2 separate regions of the Homo sapiens genome follow, and region 2 is linked to region 1. Evidence: chromatin loops called from intact Hi-C (ENCODE). Cell type or tissue: Panc1. All regions are shown on one strand. Links, peaks and the distances in the headings refer to the core of each region. The heading gives the core; the rest is flanking DNA.

The links. Hi-C counts contacts between places; a loop is a spot of excess contacts. Peaks named below come from ENCODE experiments on the same cell type or tissue, not always from the same donor. Only the 100,000 strongest peaks of a DNase experiment are listed, where the experiment ranks them.
Region 2: a loop joins it to region 1, with 8 times the contacts of the local background. A loop is called at or near these places in 12 of 110 quality-filtered maps.

What each region holds. Positions count from the first base shown.
Region 1 is chr13:68,298,193-68,308,845 of GRCh38, forward strand. It overlaps the pseudogene HNRNPA1P18. Among named protein-coding and RNA genes, the nearest start is that of LINC02342, 570 kb to the right of the region's middle. In Panc1, for the core only: CTCF peaks have their summits at 6,304 (motif pointing right) and 6,507; a DNase peak (open chromatin) is centred at 6,299; H3K27ac peaks cover 563 bases.
Region 2 is chr13:69,319,758-69,330,410 of GRCh38, forward strand. LINC00383 (long intergenic non-protein coding RNA 383) reads left to right here. Exons shown (of 4, transcript NR_125752.1): 4 at 1,588-2,344. Among named protein-coding and RNA genes, the nearest start is that of LINC00383, 100 kb to the left of the region's middle. In Panc1, for the core only: a CTCF peak has its summit at 4,606 (motif pointing left); no DNase peak of the experiment used is centred there; H3K27ac peaks cover 552 bases.

The DNA.
Region 1 (10,653 bases), core at 1,680-9,679:
ACCAAATTTAAAGGAATTTCATCCTGATTGTATGGACATGTGTGGGCTTGCAATATTGCCAAACATTGTGTGGCAGCCAGACGTCATAGCAAACAAACAAATTTGGATCTACAGTAAAGTTCAGAGGCACACAGATTTACAATTTGAATATGAACACTTAACAAAACTTACTAACCTGTCAGGTTCTATTAATTGACCTTTGGAGAGTAGAGTATTAGCAGTTTATGAAGTAAACATCCTTTAATAAAAGCTTAAAAATGACTTTTATATTTTATATAATTATATAAAATATTAATGCAACATTTGTGGAAAACCTGAGGAGCATGCATTAAAGATTGAAAAATACTGCTTAAAAGATAGTAGAGAATAATTACATTTGAGGAATGGTAGAGATACCTAAATTTTATCAGCAACATCTTAAATTCTTGGTCCTCAATTTCATCATTACTTTCTTCTCTGTTTTTTTTTTTTTTAATAGAAGGTGAGGTGCTATAAAAGTAAATGATAAAAATTGCACTGCCTCCTAGGGATATTTTCAAGCCATGAAGTAAAATCTATATAAACATGGACATGGTTTAGTGATTGCAGATATTTTATTTTTCTAGAATAGAACGTTATGATTTTATACTGAAGTCTCTGACCACAAGCCATGTAAAGAAAACATAAAATCATCCCTTCCAGAAAACTCTATCTGTAACCCTTAACAAAGCAGAGTACATATGCTTAGACAATAATTTTCCAATTTTTGTTTCGATTTTTAAACGTATATATGTTAAAGTTTTAAATGTTTAAGAAATAATTAATAGTTTAATGTTTCTATGCACTAAAAAAAAGTGCAGCCTTAGTCAAAGAAAAAAACTTGTTACCACAATATTTCTTGCATCTTCACAGATTGCTTCATCAGTTTTTTCCACACTTACTAATGTCACATTTGCATCAATAGCTGTGAATACTGGGAACTTGTTATATCTGACTAATATTCTGTGGTTACTTTAATTGGATAATATATATGAAAAGATTCTGGTCTTGTTGTCCACATGCTGTAACAGACCTTAAATATGATGGTAGATTTCAAAGTACCTTATAGTTTAAAAATAAAATATAATCTATCTAAAGACAACAGTTTTTCCCATTTAAATGATTATACATTCTTACATGACATAAATTTTAATACCTTAGCTTTTAGTAACAACAACAAAAATGCTAAGCAGAAATGCTTATTATATATTGCTGAGTTATTTAGTGGAGGCAGAAATAACTAATTTTTCATGTAGAATTCTCAATAAAATATTCCGAAACTCAATTTTTAAATGACATCATTCACTTCACTTCTTTTGGTGAAAAACTTGCGTTAAAATGAAATTATTCTAGAATTATGATGACTATAAATCATTGACAGTAAGGGACACTTTCAGACAGATAAGAATTCAGTGTGTTTTAAAAATTTCCCTTGAATATTTGAAATTATGTTTTAAAAATTTTGGAAAAATAGAAATTCACACACAGAAAAATATCAACATTATTAAGAAAAAGGCAAAAAAGTTTTAGAAATGTGTGTGTATATATATACATATATATATAAAACTTGGTATCATTAGTATAACAGACACAACTGAATATTTCAAGTGCAGTTTTCTTGCATGTGTGTTTAAATTTTTCCTTCCCAAACCTGAAATGGATTGCATAGGGAATGAATTTGCCTTGCCTCTTCTAACTATCCTTACAGATCAGCAGCATACATATTTTGTCCCCACAGAGTCTTTGCTTCTAGGTACATCATAGATACATTCTCCAAGAAAAACTTATGTATATAATAGGTTGAGAGAAGTTTTGATTTAAAATGGGAAAATAGTTCTATTAAAGCAATACTCTTTCTTTAAACAGAGTTTCCTGTAGCCCTAAATGTCCTAAAAAATATTTAATCAATAATTGCTAAATTTTTAACTATTATACAACTGGCAACATGAATCCTTGAATCCAGGTGTGTAATTCAGAAATTAAACCCTGATCACAGTTGGAGTTAAGAACCACTCTGGCGTATTTGAGAAATTGCCTCTCTCTAACAGGAAGGAAAAAAAAAACATTAAAAGTATGTGCATTCATATGTATTTGGTAGGCACCAATGGATTTGAGATATAAGGGGAAAAACTTAAATAATATTTTCACAAAGCTAATCTGAAAATGTGCTAGACAGTGCCATTGGCCTGATTAATGAAGCTTTTATCCCATATTCTTCACCTAGAATATCAGATTTTTTGGATATAATAAGGACTGTCTAAGCAATAACAAACTGACTTTTAAAAATCAGAAAAGCATCTCAATAGTTGTTGAGAAAACTGTTGACAAAATTTAATGCCCACTACTGATTAAAAAAAAAAAAAAAAACACAACTCCCGGCCAATATAGAATAGAACGGAGGTTCCTCAACCTCATAAGGTACATCAAAGAAAATTACGACTAACATCATACTTAATGGAATAACCATATTATATGTCATTTCATAATATTTTCGCTGTTTCTTGGAACCATTGTTGTATAGAACATTACTTTTCTTATATCTTCTACCAACTTAGCTTCAAAAATCGGCTCTTCCTAAAACATGCTACTTCCTTTAGAACACAGGCAAAGCAGAGGAGGTCCCCATCACCCAATATTTCATGTATCATTAATTTATGAGCCCTCAGATATTTAAAAATAGCTTTCTGTTGCTTCAGTTACATTTTATCAATAATTACAATTCTCAGGTCTCAGATCGCATCCTTAATGTCTGGCACTTATTTTTGTGGAAAGGAGCAAGCCTTGAGTTTTCTGCTTTTTAAAATAATTTGCATTTTTATTTATAATGGTTATTGAAACTGTTTTCTTTCTTGAAATGTCTAGATTTCACCAAGATAACGTCAGCTTGATTACTAATGCGAGATGTTTAACCTGTTTTCTATTCTACCAGGTTCAATGTTATCACATTATATTTTTCTTTGTCCTTCCTAAGTTCTGGAAGTTGTATGTTCTGAATTGATACTAAAAAATAGTTTATGTTTGAAAGTAGAAAAGAAAGTCTTACCTTTCTTATAAAACAAGATACATATATTCAGCATCATGATCAGACTTTTGTGTTTAGCAATCAACAACATGGGACAAAAAAAATTATATATGAGAACCCTTTGTTGGAATGCTTTACACTTTCTATAGAACAGAAACTAAAATAACTTGTTATACAATTAGTCACAAATACAGTTCCTTGAGTTTTTTTTTTCCCATACACATGAGTATTGTCTAAAACATGTCTTCTTTGTAGCAGTGAGGTCCTGCCACCACTGGGCTTGGCTGACTCCACAAATCTTGTAACTTGTAGCTTCCCCGTCACTTCTCTGGCCCTCCTCTCCTGCTAAACTTTGTTTCCTGACAGTAATTAAAATCTTCTGTCACTGCCATAGCTACTGATGCTACTGAAACCATCATAGCCACCCTAGGCTCATAGTTTGGCAAAGTATAATATTACCCTCCACCATCATAGAGGTCAGAGCTTCTGCCTCTGAAGTTTCTGCCCTTCATGTGTCCAAAATTTGAAGATCGGTTATTATAATTGCCAAAGTCATTATAGCATCCACCACCTCCAAAACTACTCTCACCATTACTAAATCTGTTATAGCCAAGCCTGCTGTCACTATATCCACCATCACCATGGCTGCCACCAAAGCCACCTGGACCACTGAGGTTTTCTCGATAACCAAAGTTGTCATACCCACCAAAACCACCTCCACGGCCACTTCAAGAAAAGTTTTAAGAGCCACTTCGACCTCTTTGGCTGGGTAAAACACCAGCCACCTCTTGGTTCCACAGGGCTTTCCTTGCTTCACAGTTGTGACAATTCACAGGATGGTATTTCTGAATAACAGTCTTATCCAAGGAGTTATGATCATCAAAATGAACAAATGCAAACCCCTTTTCTTGCCACTACCTCGGTCAGTTATGATTTCAGTCACTTCAATTTTTCCCATCCTATTCAAAGTAATCTCTTAGGTGATGTTCTTCAATGTCCACCAACAAAGATCTTCTTTTTAAATAAAATTTATCAAAATGAAGAGAAATGAAATATTTATGATAGTGAATCTTCCCATTTATAAGCACAATAGATTTTTCTAATTATTGTCTCATTTATTGTCTTTCAGTCTACTTATGTTTTCATAAAGGTCTAATATTTCTAGGTGTTTATTTTGTTTGTTTGTTTGTTTTGTTTTTGCATATTGAATCTTTTTTGCTTCAACTTTTATTTTAAGTTCTGGGGTACATATAGAGGATGTGCAAGTTTGTTTCACAGGTAAACATTTGCCATGGTGGTTTGCTGCATAGATCAACCCATCACCTACGTATTAACCGCAGCATCCATTAGCTATTCTTGCTGATGTTCTCCTCACCCCCAACAGGCCCCAGTGTGTGTTGTTCCCGTCCATGTGTCCATGTGTTCTCATTCTTCAGCTCCCACATATGAGTGAGAACATTCGGTATTTGGTTTTCTGTTCCTGTGTTAGTTTGCTTGAGAATAATGGCTTCCAGCTCCATCCATGTCCCCGCAAAGGACATGATCTCTTTCCTTTTTATGGCTGCATAGTATTCCATGTTGTATATGTACCACATTTTCCTCATCCATTCTATCATTGATGAGCATTTGGGTTGATTCCATGTCTTTGCTATTGTGAATAGTGCTGCAGTGAACATATGGATGCATGTATCATTATAATAGAATGACATATTCCTTTGGGTACATACCCAGTAATGGAATTGCTGGGTTGAATGGTATTTCTGCTTCAAGATCACAAAGATCTTTTTTCACAGTTAAGTGGACACCTGGTCTTTGAGAATTTTGTCTTAGGGCAGCAGCTGTCTTTGGCTGCACAACTCTTCTATCCACTTTTTCTGTCCTTGCATTCATGGCTGCTTCTGCCTCTTCCACAGTGGCATATGTGACAAACCCAAAGCCCCTGGAATTCTTGGTGTTTGACTCTTATACTAGTCTGTGAGCATTCTGCCTTGCTCAAAATGGCTCCTCAAACTATCTCATGTAGAGCTTCCATAGCTGTCCAGGCTCTTTAGGAGACTCTGACTTAGACATGACAGCAGTGGAAAAGAGACAACGATGCTTTCCTGGTGGCGTCCACAGGCAGAAAGGATGTTACAAAAGGTTTAACTTTTTGGTCATACCTTTTGGATCTTGGTTTTATATACTAAGGGGATCAGTTCCTATCATATTTTCCAACTAGGCAGGTTACCATTTTTTAAAGGTGAACCACGTATTAGCAATAATTTATTATTTTTGATTTAAAAAATTCTATCTCATAATACCACAGTTACAGGATATTCCTCTGGCATATATTTTCTTTTAGATGCTATTATCTTTATTAATTAAAAATTATCTTGAGAGGCTTTTAGACATTTATGTTAAATTGAATGTTTATGGTCTATTTGTCTTCTTATAGATTGGATAGATAGAAAGATTGGGAAGCTAGTTACAAAGGTTGAATTGGAAGTTAGAATATAAATGTAAGACTCTACTTTAAAATCTGAAATTAACATATTTAGTAATATCATAATTGCTATCAAGTTGAACTATGGGAAATATTATGATCCGTAGTTGGGAATCAAATATTTACTAGTTGTATGAGTTTGATAGCTTTCCTTGATTCTTTTAAGCCTTAGTGCTTAATCTAAAAAAACGGGATAGTAGTATTACAAAATCAGAGTGTTTTGACAATTAGATGATATAATTAATGTAAAATGTGTAGTAGGATTTTAGTGAAGCGTTTTTAATGACAATGGACTATTAGTATTTATTACTTTAAAAATAATCTCATAAATCTTGTTATTCATGTAACTAAATGTAATTACTATTATTTTAGTGCAACCAAATATAGCATTTCTAAATTCAGTTTGCTGAAAATGCAAGGATAAAAGGATAATATAGAAAGTTGCCCAGAGCAACTTTCATCTCCAATTTGCAAATCTATGACCAGAAATCTCAGATAATTGGAACCTTACCACCTGGAAGATTTTAACTCTCCATTAAGGCCTTAAGATATCTAAAGTGTAGGTCAATAAACTGCTGAGCTGTTGTAATTGGACCCTTTAACTGATAATCATTAACTCGGAAGCAGGACAGTCCTTCTTTTATCAAAACAGAGAACAAACAAACAGAAATCCTCAAAACCAAAATCCAAAAACAAAAATGAAAAACCAAAAACTTATAAAGAACTGAAGGAAGGGAAACAAGTGTCTGATTTCCATTTTATCCTCCTCCATTAGGTGGCAGTGTGACTGTGGAGTATGAATTCCCACTAACCCTTTATACATTAGGGAAGATTTCAAATTGTTTCAGTCATAAAAAATGGCTTTTTTTCAGTGAGGTCTAAGAAATTCACAATTTAAAAAAAATTTAATAGCTGAAAGCATGGATCTGGAATTATGAAATGTTTTATTACCCCTCATTAACATAAAATAGCTTAGATAATACTGTGACATATTGTATACATAACAATTATATGCATTACATGAATAAGCATCCTTATTTCCCACACACCATATACATGAGCATTTCTACAACACAAAACTTGAAATTATAATTTCATTTGTTAGTCAGTGAATAACTGATAGAGAAAAAAGATGTGATTTATCTATTAGTCTTTGGTATTCAGAGATTCTTCTGTTTTTTCTAGAGGAGAAAAGGCCTCAAAGAGTGCTGTATTGGCATGGATAATTTTTTTTTTTTTTTTTTTTTTTTTTTTGAGTTGGAGTTTTACTCTAGTTGCCCAGGCTGGAGTGCAATGGCGCGATCTCGGCTCATGGCAACCTCCGCTTCCCGGGTTCAAGCGATTCTCCTGCGTCAACCTCCCGAGTAGCTGGGATTACAGGCATGCACCACCATGCCTGGCTAATTTTTGTATTTTTAGTAGAGATGGGGTTTCTTCATGTTGGTCAGGCTGGTCTCGAACTCCCGACTTCAGGTGATCCGCTTGCCTCGGCCTCCCAAAGTGCTGGGCTTACAGGCGTGAGCCACCGCGTCCGGCCAGCATGGGTAAAATTTTAATAGTCAATTTATAATGTAAACATACTGAGTGATGGAGAAAGAAAACCCCCCCCAAAATAGGGAAAGGAAGTGAAGGGGAAGCATTCGCTTAGAGTCAAGATACAAATTATTATTATTTAATTTTATTAAAAATTCAAATGAGTCTGAGCTAATGCTGGTGGGGGTTATCAGGTGGAAAAGGATGCACAGATATACTTCCTGGGGTATGTAGGTCCAAATCAGGTGCTTTAATAAGGAGTATATAGGCGTATACATGAAGGAAAATGAATTTCTGGAGAATCCAGAAAGAATGAGGTGGAAAATGAATTAAGGGAAGAAAATAAAAACAAGTCAGTTCACACTGATGTTTAGGGTACCTATAGATATATTTGTCTTAGTTGATATTGTCCATCGTATGCTGTTGAAACCCTCTTTCCATAGCAGCCTTATTTATTTATTTGTTTATTAATTAATTAATTTATTTATTTATTTTGAGATGGCGTCTTGCTCTGTTGCCCAGGCTTGAGGGCAGTGGCGCGATCTCACCTCACTGCAACCTCCACCTCCCAGGTTCAAGCCATTCTCCTGCCTCAGCCTCCCGAGTAGCTGGGATTACAGGTGCCTGCCACCCCGCCAGGCTAATTTTGGTATTTTTAGTAGAGACGGGGTTTTGCCGTGTTGACCAGGCTGGTCTCAAACTCCAGACTTCAGGTGATCTGCCTGCCTCGGCCTGCCAAAGTGCTGGGATTCCAGGCACAGCTTTATTTTCTTGTCTACAACTATCTTCTTTATTTTTTTCCTATGGTATTCATCAACTTCTTAATAGAATATAACTTAATTATTGTATTTATTATCCACTGACTACTATAACTGAAATGTAAGCATCAAGAAGCAAGCGTTTTGCTGTTTTGTTCACTAATATATCTGTAGTTCTAGGAAGGATGCCTGGCACATTGAATTCGTTTTCTTAAATCTCATGAAAATTAAAAGTATTTTTATGTAAATATAAAGAAACATGGGTAATTGAAAAATAGGTCATTCTAGAGGAAATGTTTTCTATAAGAAAAATTTTATTCTCAGTTATTTATTGTGAAGCAATGTAATTGAAATTATTTCTAATCAGCTCAGGAGAAAAGTCAATACATTTGAAAAATCTACAGAGATAAATGTGTAGACATTATCTAATGATCTCTGCACTGTTTTGATTGCTTTTTCAGATTTATTGAATTTTAAAATTGTTTTTATTTTTAAAATTAGATACAGTATATGAAAGTTTATAACAACATTAATTTTATTCAAAAAGATTTTTAAGCATACTACCTGACACTTTCATTAATTTTGAAACATGGGTTTTTCTTTTCTTTTATACTCTACTTATTCTTTAACGATATTAGTCTATTTTGTAAGTCAGTACACATTTCAATTCCTGGCCTCAACTAAAGAAAATAGCTTATGCTGGTTAGTCACTCAACTAGAGCTTGGAGTAGCACTCAAATCCTTGTTGAACAAATGAATTGCTAAACACTAGAGTGATGCATTAAAAGCATACTGAGCTTAATGAACCTAGAATAAAATGAGGAGAGTAACCACGATTATTAAAGGTCATCAACAGTTCAGCAAATGTAGAAGCTTGTCCCTATATTTCATCTTTATAACGTGAAGACTTATTTTCACAAAAGGAGTCTCATTAGGTATTCTTAATATGTGTGTAGAGTCATTAGCCTTCAAAATAAAAATTGTTGATAAAGTTGTCACACATAGAAAATCACTTTGAGAGAGCCACGAGCTTGAGAGTATACATATCAATTATTTGCCCAATGAACTAATAATCCCTTGGCAATCTTTCCTTTTTAAATATTTAAAGAAGTGATCTAAGTCCCAATATCAGGAGACGAAAGGCAGAGGATCATGTAGGGACTCATGGTTAGTGGGAGAGACTGGCTAGAATAAAGGAATGTATAACAGATTTTTAAAAATAATAATTCACTTGAAATTTTATTGATATTTTTCTCATCAGATAATACTGTATCAATTTGCAATTTCTGGCACGAAGTGGCTGCCAATAGACGTTTGCGGAACAAATGGGATATGTAAACACATAAGGGGATACAACAAACAAAAATATTTTAGTTGCTTTTCTTCACAAATTAAATGCTACAGAATTGCACATTTTACTTATGAACAAAATTCTTGAATGTATACAGGCATAGTGAATATATTATGCTTGTTTTATTACTAATATTTCATAATCAGTAGTTATGATTAAATTGATAATATTTTAGTTGTTGTTTTGAGAAATTATTTTCTTTTCACTTTTAATTCTGTTATGCTTCATATTTCATATTAATATTGTAGATAATCACTTTATAGTAAAACTATACTAAAATATTGTTATAGGATAGTAGCAAAAATAAACATATAGTGTTGTATATTAAATTATCTGTGCACTCATAAGGAAACATAAGTTCCAAATTGGCACACTTAATTATACTTAAAGAAATGCATGTTTTTTACTGTATAAAATACAGGCACTGTCATTTTAATTCATGGGCTTTTATATCATTCAGATATCCGCAAGTTACTGAATTGTTTTCTTAAATCTAATGAAAAGTAAAAGTATTTTTATGCAAATATAAAAAGTCATAGGTAATTTGAAGATAGCTAATTCCAGAGGAAATGTTTTCTGAAAGAAAAATTTGATTCTCAATTAATTATTACAAGCCATATAATTATTTCTAATCAGCCTTGGAGAAAAGTCAACACATTTGGGAAGTCTAAATATGAGATAAAGGTCCCAGAATGTATTAGTTATTAATTGTTTTACATTGTGGACTCTAAGCTTATGTTAAAAATAAAGATTAACCATGCATGTAATAAAAATCTTTATTGCAAATAGCAGGAATCATTATATGACATAATAATTGTGTTTAAATTATAATTTTCTAAATTTTTTAAACAGAATCCAATTATACTATGGTACAAACCAATGTTATAAGCAACTTAAGTACCTCTTTAGAAACAGGCAATATGAATTATATCTGATTATTTTCAGTCATGTGAAAAGTTATTAATTTTATAAAGCTCTGAAAAATATACAAATATTTCACTTAGATAGATATAACCTATCACTGAGTTATATTAGTGAGCTGGAAAATGTATAAAATGTATGCATTATTTTCAATATAACTCTTTTTTTTAGGTACATTTGGTTTTAAGGAGTATGCAGTTTGTATCTTTGTGTATATGTTCAAGAACACAAAAGTTTATGAGTGAATATGCATGATGCAAGAAGAAAACAGAAATATATAGATTTATTTCAGCACCATTGATCTGATTATTTTAGTAGTTTCACCTGATAACTAATTTACAGTCTGATGTTTTTATGCCAAACAAACAAACAAAAAAACATTATGAGGTGCATTACTGTTCACTGTATAAGTGCTAAGATGTCTCTTGGGATAATTATGAAGACAGACATAATTGGCATGACCTAATCATAGAACACTTAGTGTCCTCTAAGGAGGGATGGAGTTTTGAGATGCTAATAGTGCCTATCAGTTAAGTTTGATTTTCACCTTTATCTCTAACAGATTCAT
Region 2 (10,653 bases), core at 843-8,842, 1.0 Mb after region 1:
ATTTTTTAGATGGTGTACCAGTACAATTGGTAGCAACATCTGATTGAGAAATTATGAGCCATTCCTTCTCTAAGTGAGATGTCGTGGTTTTCAGAACACCCCATGCACAGAATTTCAGTTGCATACTAGTATTACTCATCTACTGATCTGTAAGCAGCAGAAATCTTGTCTAAATAAAGATACTTTGCAATTTCTAAATACGGTTCTAAGTTTCTGAACTTGTGATCCTCAGATTTATTTTTTTTAAATCTTCGATTCAGATGGGCCTGGATTTGACATTCAAATAGAGTACATCAAAAGTTGTTACTAAATCATCAGTTTTAAAACTTGAATATGAAAACTGCATTGGAAATTGTGTAAAAAGTTATCTAACATACTTTTGCATTATTCTATAAGCATTAAGGTGAGTTCTGAATAGAAAAAAAGTTCAGATATTAAGAAGTTTAAAGAAAAAAGTGAATTAACCTAACCAGCAACATTCACATTAAGTGGATATCATGACATTTAGCAAATTAATTTTAAATTTTAAAAAATCACATAACATATTGTAAATAAACACTGCTTTATGCTGGTTTGTGTGCCATTGTTTCAGTAAAATCCCTTGCCAAATAAGTTTTGCAAATATATGATTTAACACAGATGATACTGTAAGAGGTGATGTAAAATTGTCTGTATTCATTCAAACTAGACATAAAATATTTTTAGATCCTAATATTGCAAAGAGTTTAATGGGGAAGAAAATGAAAATATTAATAAAGAACATATCAGTGCTGATTCAGAGAGGAGAAAGTTATCAAGAAAAAGAACAATTCAAATAAAAAGCAGTAAGAACTACATGAGTAACAGGATTTCTGGATTTAGGGGGTTATTTTTGTTTTTTTTTGTGTGGGTTTTTTGTAATATAATTTTTTTCTAACATCATGAGAGCAATTTGGTAGTTGGGCTTGTGTCTACTTTGTTAATGATGTTTGGACTTTTGGTGTTAGAGCCCTACAGTTGACATAGGAGGATTATTTACTTTCCTTGTTTGGAATTTAAACTGTCATAAAATCTGTGGCTTAAGGTGTAAGAGCACTGTGTGTGTGTGTGTGTGTGTGTGTGTGTGTGTGTGTGTGTATCTGTGTGTCTGTGTGTATGTGTACCTATATTTATTTTCTTATATTTATCACATTAATTAATATACGCCTATTATTGAGACTTGAAAGTGTCTGTAAATGAAAATATTACAATCACCCAAATTCACCCCTCTAATAAATTTATTGTGTGTATGAAATTACATGTCTTTTTTTCTATGCACACCAAACTGAAGGACTGCCTAAAGGACTCTGTTTTGGTCTTCACATTACTGAGTGTCAGCGATGTGCAAGACACCAAACTCAGAGCTCAGTAAGGGGCTCAGCCTATGGGGATGTTTAACAAACATTTGTAAAATTATGACTGAATGATTATTACAAGTATTTTCTATACACTCAAATATTTTTCAAAATTATGATTTTGAATGGCTTCTTAAGGGATTGTCATCTCATTTTGTCATACTAAGCATCACTCCAATATTGTTGACTATTATTTTCAATTCCTTGCATCTAGAAATAATGCTGCAAAGCCGGGCATAGTGACATGCACCTGGAGTCCCAGCTACTTGGGAGGCTGAGGCAGGAGGATTGCTTGAGCCCAGGAGTTCAAAGTTGCAGTGCACTATCATGGCACCTGCGAAGAGCCACTGCACTCGCACTCTAGCCAGGGGAGCATAGTGACACTTCATCTATTACAAAAAATTATATAAAAATTATAAAAAGAGAGAATACTGAATGAATATATATATATATATAGCCTTTGTAAATTTTTCTTTAGCTTATCTACCCAGGTGTTTGCATTATTTTACCAAATAATAGAATTCACATAAATATGCAGAGTTTTCAAAGAGACTGTATTGAAGTTAATGCTTGTGTACATTATTATTTAGTGAAAAGTTAAAAATGATGGCATAATGTTTTGTTTCATTTTCCCATGTTAATAGTAAGGTATACCCAGAGTACATTTCTTATTAAGAAAAAAAAAGATTGGGGTCACCTTGATCAAAAATTACCTGTATACTAGTTCAGATATATTATATATGAACTACAGTTTAAGAAATATCATCAAATATTATTAATATATTCTACTATCTAAAAATTCTGCTATAGCATTATATTTTATGGCTAAAAAAGCTTGATACTGGTTGTTACAGTAAATCTTTACTAATTTATGAAGCATCAAATTCAGATTTTTAAAAATTATGTCAAGCTCAAGCTATTTAGAATTCAGCATAGTTTTATATACTACATAAGAAGAAAACAGCTTAAAATAAAATTATATTATTTTATTGGGATGGGCTCTGGAGCCCATCCATTATTTGATTAAATAAATAAAAATAAAAAATAAAAAAATAAAAAAGAGCCATTATTTGATTAAATAAATCAAATCAAAAATTAAATCAAAATTAATTTTCATTAATTCTTCATGGGCAAATAAGTTGTACTAATAGCCAAAAACATACCTAATTAAATATATAAAATTCTCATGCAATTCTACCTTCAATAATTACTAAAAGTTGGAAGTGGCATTTAAACTTCAAAGTAACATAACTGAATTTATTTAATAGTAATTAAAAATGTCTATGCTACTATATAGGGCTAGAGAACAGGATGCTGTTTAACTTCATTTTTCTTCCTTCTCAGAAAAACCTCAGAAAATGGAAGTTTAAAGGTATCCTGCTATTGTCAATTACTGTGGCTCGTAGTTCTTTTCACAATCCCCCCACCTCCAACCACCACTTTTTTCTTTTTCATCAGGTTTTCATTCTGGGAAATTAAATGTTTCTATTGACTGGGTTATTAATGCAAGAAACCTATCCAGAACAATTATACCACTTAGTAGTTTGGGAGAATCTGTATCTAATTCAGCTTTTGAAATGTTTCACTCTGTACTTAATCATACATACCAGTTTATGGGTGCATTTACATCTTATGAAAAGCACATGTCAATGCAATTTTAAAGTTTCTAGAAGATAATCAAGCCACAAAACTTATTGCCAACCCAATTAGAAATATTTTTATAAGAATACAAATGTAAGTTACGTAAGATTTCTTTAACAACTTAGCAAGAAGAAAAATGACATAAATTTTAACCATTTTTACACAGGAAAAATGATCCTACTTTTTGTGAAAATTGAGTGTTTCAAAAAACAGAATTTTACAAGTGCACGAATTTATATGTTTTCTTGGGGAAAATAAAACGTGGAGCACTTAGAAAAGACTCCTATATTGTAATCAGATTTGCAAAAGCACCATAAAAGCCATAATGTAAAATTGTTTTTGAATTTCCTACCTAGCATTATAAATACTACACCAAGAACAAAACTTGAAAGTATAAAAGAAACTAACTTTTATAAAGTATGAACTATGACACGCAACAACTTTGTACTCTATGTAACGTTGCCCTTATTTCCTCAACAGGCTGTAGGTTTCTCAGACAGGTTAAGTAGCTTGCTCAAGGTCAGGTTACTAGTTTGCAGGAGGCAAGAGCATGCATCCAGCTTGGTTTTAGGCTAAAGCCCCATGTTATGTCCACGGTATCACATTGTCTCCATACAAGTGAAAAGAAAATGATACAGAAAATTGATTCATAAATGAACGAAATGGGTTGTATAACCTAGAAAAAAATAGAATTTGGTTTGTCACAAATAAAATGAAATAAAGTCTTTACACATCTGTAGGATTACTTCACATATTCATTTATATTTTAAAACGATTTGAAATTACTTCTTTGTTCTTTAGTCTTAATTTTTTAAACCACATGTTCGTCTGTAGCTATTTTCTTCTTTTATTTTCTACTTAGCCTCTAGATCTCATGTAGGTACACATTTGCTGGAGACATCATCCCTAAGAATAGTTTACATAACTAAGAATTAGTTATCTGGTTATTGAAGTCTAATATATTTGACTCACTCATATTGTTTATTCCTTGATCTAGAATTACAATTTACTATGTATGTTAAATTTGCATTTAAATACATTGAACTATCACAACTGACTTTCTATCCTACTTGATATGTTTGTGCTTCACTGCAAACAACCCAAATAAAACCATAAAAACAATTGATTATATTGATACAATTATATTTCAATTTTGAAAATGAATTTTCCATAACAAAATTATTTTTGCCTTAATACTGTATTGCATAATTGATGAAACATAAAATGATTATTCAATAATGCATGTATGCACTAACTTTGCATCAAAAACTATTTCTTGATATATTTGTGAATATTCCAAATTAAGTACTAAAATATATTGTTAACTCCATATACCTGGCAAAATAGGACAATGATATAAATTATATTGCAATGTTGCCATGTGAACAAGTATCCACTGTATAAATGCATGCATGCAGTTTTATGTGTTTAGACTTCTAAATATGCATACGTACATCTAAGTGTGTGAGTGTGTGTGTGTATGTGTGTATAGAAGAGAGAAGAGAAAAATGACGTGTGCATAATACAATGAATAGTACAAGATTGCCACCTTCTGGATTTAATACATAAGTGACTTTTTTTTTCTTTTGGAAAAATGTCCCCCTCTTCCAAAAAGTGTTTATTAGTAATGATATTTCTTGGTAGCTTGCCCTATATTTTACTACTCATATTTAAGTAGTGTTTCTAACACTAGAATTCTTTTACAATTGCTTGGAATTCATTTTATGTATACAAAGATTTTCTAGATAATATAATAGGTCTCAAAATTTTCTCCAGATGTAGCCATTTGTGTGTCAGTGACACAAGTAAAGCCAATCTCCCCCTCCTGCCCCCCAAAATAGAACACACTGCAATGGGAACATATATTTAGTAGGAAGTTAATTAAGTCATTATTTTTATAACTGTAGAAATTGATAACTCAGCAATAAAAACATTTCCAATATTTTGTGCAAAATAATGTCAAAACACATTTTTCTAACATATTTTACTAGTTTAATATTTTGAATTTTTATATATATAGGTTTCTTATCAAAAGTAGCAGAATTATTTTTGTTAAAGCTCAAAATTAAACATATGAACATTATACAAGTATATCTACATTATCAGGAATGATCAGACATTATGTGAAGTGAGCAAGCATATATTGGATTTACAATTGTGAAATATAGACCTCTCCTCTCCTTTGGTACCAGATTCCCCTGAGCATGAGGAAGCTGAATCATGATGTCCCTCATTACCCAAAATCTCATATTCCACAATCAGAACTTGCTCTGAATCTAAAATCCAATCAAACATTTTCAGCAGTGTTCTAACTCACTTAGAATACTGATAAATTATAATTGTTAATTTTGCTTATACATAAAAATCATTGACCTTTCTTCTATTAAAGAAACATCAAGGCTTTGGGAAGCGACATGACTAATCATTGTGTTTGGGGCAATTTGCTTTACTTCTTTTCCTTTTGCCTGTTTTTTATTCCTTTCTTCTTTTTCTTCTGTTTTTGGAAATATGGGGTGCATATATATTTCACCGAGCTTATAAAGATTGTAAAGTATCTGAATCTTTATATTTTGCACGAGTAAGACTAACCTTGCATACAAACATATCAAATATACATATGAATCTTAAATATGTCAGAAAAGATATACTATTTTTGGCTGTAGACAATATTTTATAACATAATGTAAATGTTCATAGCCACTCTAATATTAATGCTAATTTTATGTAACCTATGTTGTAAAGGTCTTTTAAGGAACTTATAATTCACTCTTCTTTGGGGGATTGAGATTTTAAGAATCATGATACCTCTCCATTATCTGTGTAAAATTGCAATAAGACATTATTTTAAACATGAGATAATATCCTTGTCCAGATTTCTTGCCCTTCAAATATTATTCATTCACTCTTGAATCCCCAAATGACAACTTCTCAGGTAGATTCAACTAATGGGAATATGGAGTGTATTGAAACAAAATGAGAGTGAAGAATGAAACAATTCATTGTAATAGAAGAGGATTTTAAATGCTTATGACTTAGTGATGTTTATGTAGTTCAAATAATCAAAATATTGTAGAATACACTTTTCTCACTTAATATTACAACAGGGACACATTTTGACGCTCCTGCACTAGTTTTTGCCATATAGTCCCAATGACATAAGCGTCTGTCCCAAATACAAAACGTACATTGGCCGGGAGCGGTGGCTCACGCCTGCAATCCCAGCACTTTGAGAGGTCAAGGCGGGCAGATCACAAAGTCAGGAGTTTGAGACAAGCCTGACCAACATGGTGAAACCCCGTCTTTACTAAAAATACAAAAATTAGCCAGCCGTGGTGGCGGGTGCCTGTAATCCCAGCTACTCAGGAGGCTGAGGCAGGAGAATCGCTTGAACCTGGGAGGCAGAGGTTGCAGTGAGCTGAGATCGCCCCACTGCAGTCCAGCCTGGGCGACAGAGTGAGACTCTGTCTCAAAAAAATAACATACATTAAAATAAAATAAAATAAATTTACATAATTTCTACATCAGGGATTTGAAGTTCTGTAAAGAATAGTGCTTTACTTTTAATGTATAAGAGCTTAGAAATTCTTGAGTTTAATAACTAGTAACTTCAAAAGCTCTCTTTATGTATAATTATCATAAAAATTAATGAGGATTAAACATATTATTAAAAGGTCAACAAATACCTTTGGATCTCAACTGGAATTTCTTTCACAACTCCATACACTCCAAAATAAATATAAGTAATTGTCTTAAGTAAGATATTTATATTTTGAGTAAAATGAGTTAAAACAGAATATAATATCATACAAAACTAGCAATCTCACAGTATTGACAGTGTATTGGGGGTTCCAGAGAGAAAGACTAAGAATTGAGTATCTTGTAAATAAGAAATATCCTCTGCAGGGCTCGGTGGCTCACGCCTGTAATACCAGCACTTTGGAAGGCCAAGGTGGGCGGATCACGAGGTCAGGAGATAGAGACCATCCTGGCTAACATCCGTCTCTACTAAATATACAAAAAAATTAGTTGGGCGTGGTGGCCGGCGCCTGTAGTCCCAGCTGCTCGGGAGGCTGAGGCAGGAGAATGGCGTGAACCCGGGAGGCGGAGCTTGCAGTGAGCCCAGATCTCGCACCACTGCTGGCGACAGAGCCAGACTTTGTCTCAAAAAAAAAAAAAAAAAAAAAAAAAAGCAAGGAATATCCTCACCTAGGAAGTTATCTTGGTGAACAAACCAAAGTCCTATGTGTATGAAGGACTTGGAACTTTGTTAGTAAAAACCTCTTCTTAATGAAAGAGAAAGTTGAGATTAAACTTGGTGCAAGGATCAAAGGCAACTATGAAAGGGAAGGGTCATTTATAATTGCAGCCTGTCACAAGTTGTGCATTACTCTTATACTACACTTTTCAGATTCCTGCCAAGATTCCAAGGACATGACACTAGCCTGGAAGCATTTCTAAATTAATAAAGGTCTATCATCGCTGAAGTCTCTGTAAACAACTGAAAGCCTAAGACTTGTCAGCTTGATAAATTTGCTTTAAAATTTTGGAAGAAATATATTTTTCCCAGTTAAGCATAATGACTTTTTGTTGGTTGAAATACATGGCAGCTTGTTTTTGTTTGTTTGTTTTTTAATTTTATTTGACTTTAAATTCCGGGATGCATGTGCAGAGCGTTCAGGTTTGTTACATAGGTATACATGTGCCATGGTGGTTTGCTGCACCTATCAACCCATCATCTAGGTTTTAAATCCTGCATGCTTTAGGTATTTGTCCCAATGCTCTCCCTCCCCTTAGCCTCCACCCCCTGAAAGGCCACGGTGTTTGTCTTTCCCCACCCTGTGTGGTTTTTAGTTCTCATCGAAGAGGTCTTTCATGTCCTTTTTTAGCTGTATTCCTAGGTATTTTATTTTCTTTGTGGTAATTGTGAGTGGGAATTCATTCATGATTTGTCTCTCTGTTTGTCTATTATTGGCGTATAGGAATGTTTGTGATTTTTTCGCATTGATTTTGTATCCTGAGACTTTGCTGAAGTTGCTTATCAGCTTAAGGAGTTTTGGGGCTGAGAGAGTGGGGTTTACTAAATGTACAATCATGTCATCTGCAAACAGAGACAACTCGACTTTCTCGCTTCCTGTTTGAATACCTTTATTTCTTTCTCTTGCCTGATTGCCCTGGTGAGAACTTCCAATACTGTGTTGAATAGCAGTGGTGAGAGAGGGCATCTTTGTCTTGTGCTGGCTTTCGAAGGGACTGCTTCCAGCTTTTGCCCATTCAGTGTGATATTGGCTATGGGCTTGTCATAAATAGCTCCTATTATTTTGTGGTACGTTCCATCAATACCTAGTTTATTGAGAGTTTTTAACATAAAGCGATGTTGAATTTTATCGAAAGCCTTTTCTGCATCTATTGAGATAATCATGTGGTTTTTGTCATTGGTTCTGTTTATGTGATGGAATATGTTTATTGATTTGCGTATGTTGAATGAGCCTTGCATCTCAGGGATGAAGCCAACTTGATTGTGGTGGATAAGCTTTTTGATGTGCTGCTGGATTCGGTTTGACAGTATTTTATTGAGGATTTTTGCATCAATGTTCATCAGGGATATTGGCCTGAAATTTTATTTTTTTGTTTTATCTCTCCATAGCAGCCTGTTTGGAGAAAATTTATATAGCAAGCAGGACTCAATGGTTTCATAAAATAATGTCTGTGGACAGCAGAGAGGAGGAAATGACAGATACTGGGATATAGTCCATGTGACTGATCACATGTGAGACATCACCTGAAGAATTTAAATTGACTCCAGTGTCCAAAATGCAGTGGGTAATGTTAAGCCAAAGAAAAGTAGTTATAATTATTTTTATTGTGAGTATTGAATGACCTAGAAAAACATCAGAAAAAATAAAATCATAAGGTAAAAGTTATGTTATCTTATAAAAGTAGTCAGTTCTCCAAAATGTAGTTCAAAATTTTTAAAGTTACCAAAATAACGCTAGGACAAGACGGCTGATTAAGGATCCTTTTGGGCTGGGCTGATTGTCATTGGAAAAAAGAAGAAAATTGCCCCAAAGGGGAGTAAGGTCGGAGGTACTAGGTTGGTGCAAAAGTAATTGCAGTTTTTGCCATTACTTTTGCACCATCTAATACAAATACAATTGAAATCATTACCTTCAATGGGTATTCATAAATTTGTGTCTGGTCTCCTAAGAAAGCAAGGTCAGATCCCTGATTTCAAATTCCCAGAAAGCTCAGTAATTATACACTCAACACTTGATCAATTAACAGATACTGTTGGAGTATTCCAGGAAGAAAAAAAAATCAAAAGTTGTGATTTTCCTAAAACATTCCTCACATTCTTTTACCATATGAAAATGAGTTAAACCAAATTAACGTCTGAATTTTTAATGTCAAGACTAGAAAAAGAAACAAGATGAATGACTCGTTTTGTGAAGTTTTGGATGGTTTATATCCTTAGTATTCTAACTTCAGTAAAAAAAAAAAAAATCATTGCTTTAAAAGTTGGACTGAGTGGTCAATATGTTTTAAATTTTCGGAGCCTCATTTGTCCTTGCAAGTATATGAGTTAGTACACTTCTCGACTGGTGGATATTTGCATGCTCCTTTTACCATACCAACAACAAAGGCATAAATTAAAGAATCAGCCTGAAAACAATAACACAGTGTAATCAGAGGAATGAATAGTGTCTGCTACTCCAAAGTAAAGCTCCAAACCTCTGTTCTGGAATCTTTATGGGTTCTTGTTTCACGTTATAACTTCTTCTTAAGGAAAGAAACTTGAGTGTAAGTTCTACTTGGCCCAAGGTCATCTAACGATTTTAGCAGCATCTTCACACTAAGAAAATAATAATGTTATATTTAAGCTGGGGAGAGGAGAATGTACTCTGGAGAGAATTTGCAGGCACCTATACAAAGCTTGATTTGTTAAAAATAATTATATTTATTAAATTTCTTGTATTATGAAATTATTTTTATTAAAGTGAGGTATAAGGAAAGACGTTAAATGTTGATTCAATTTTTATTTCAAAACTATTAATAACAAGCTTCTTTTATAAGTATAACTTTATACATGTTTCTATGATTTAAGAAGCATATACATTTCTCGTTCAAAACTTTTTTAATGATGATCTTTTCAAATCTTTCACAGTCACAATATAGTAGAAAGTTTTGCATGTAAAATGATAAAATATTTAACTCCAAATTGTCCTTGAGGAGAGCAGGAGCTAATGCAGGACTACATCAAGGGACAATCCCGAAGTGACTTTAGTAGTTTGACTTCCATGATTGAAACCTAGAAATGTTGATGGCCAAAAACCTCCCATATGAGAGTGTTCTTTAGCACTCATGAACTCATTCAACTAAAAGGAGAGAAAGGAGTCATGCTCATGCATGCTAAACTTTAAACTTTACTATAAAATGCATGTTATCGGTGTCTTCGATGTGAGCTATCCAAAGAAATACTTCTCTCTGGAGAAAGAGTAGGATGCTACCCATAAATATTTTATCCCCTACTTTAGAAGGCACATTTTATTTCAACCTTCCCTCCAATTTATTGTGTTGTTAAAACCTGTTATCAATTAGGAACATTAATTTCCACTCTGAGGAAGAGATGGGCAGAGAATTA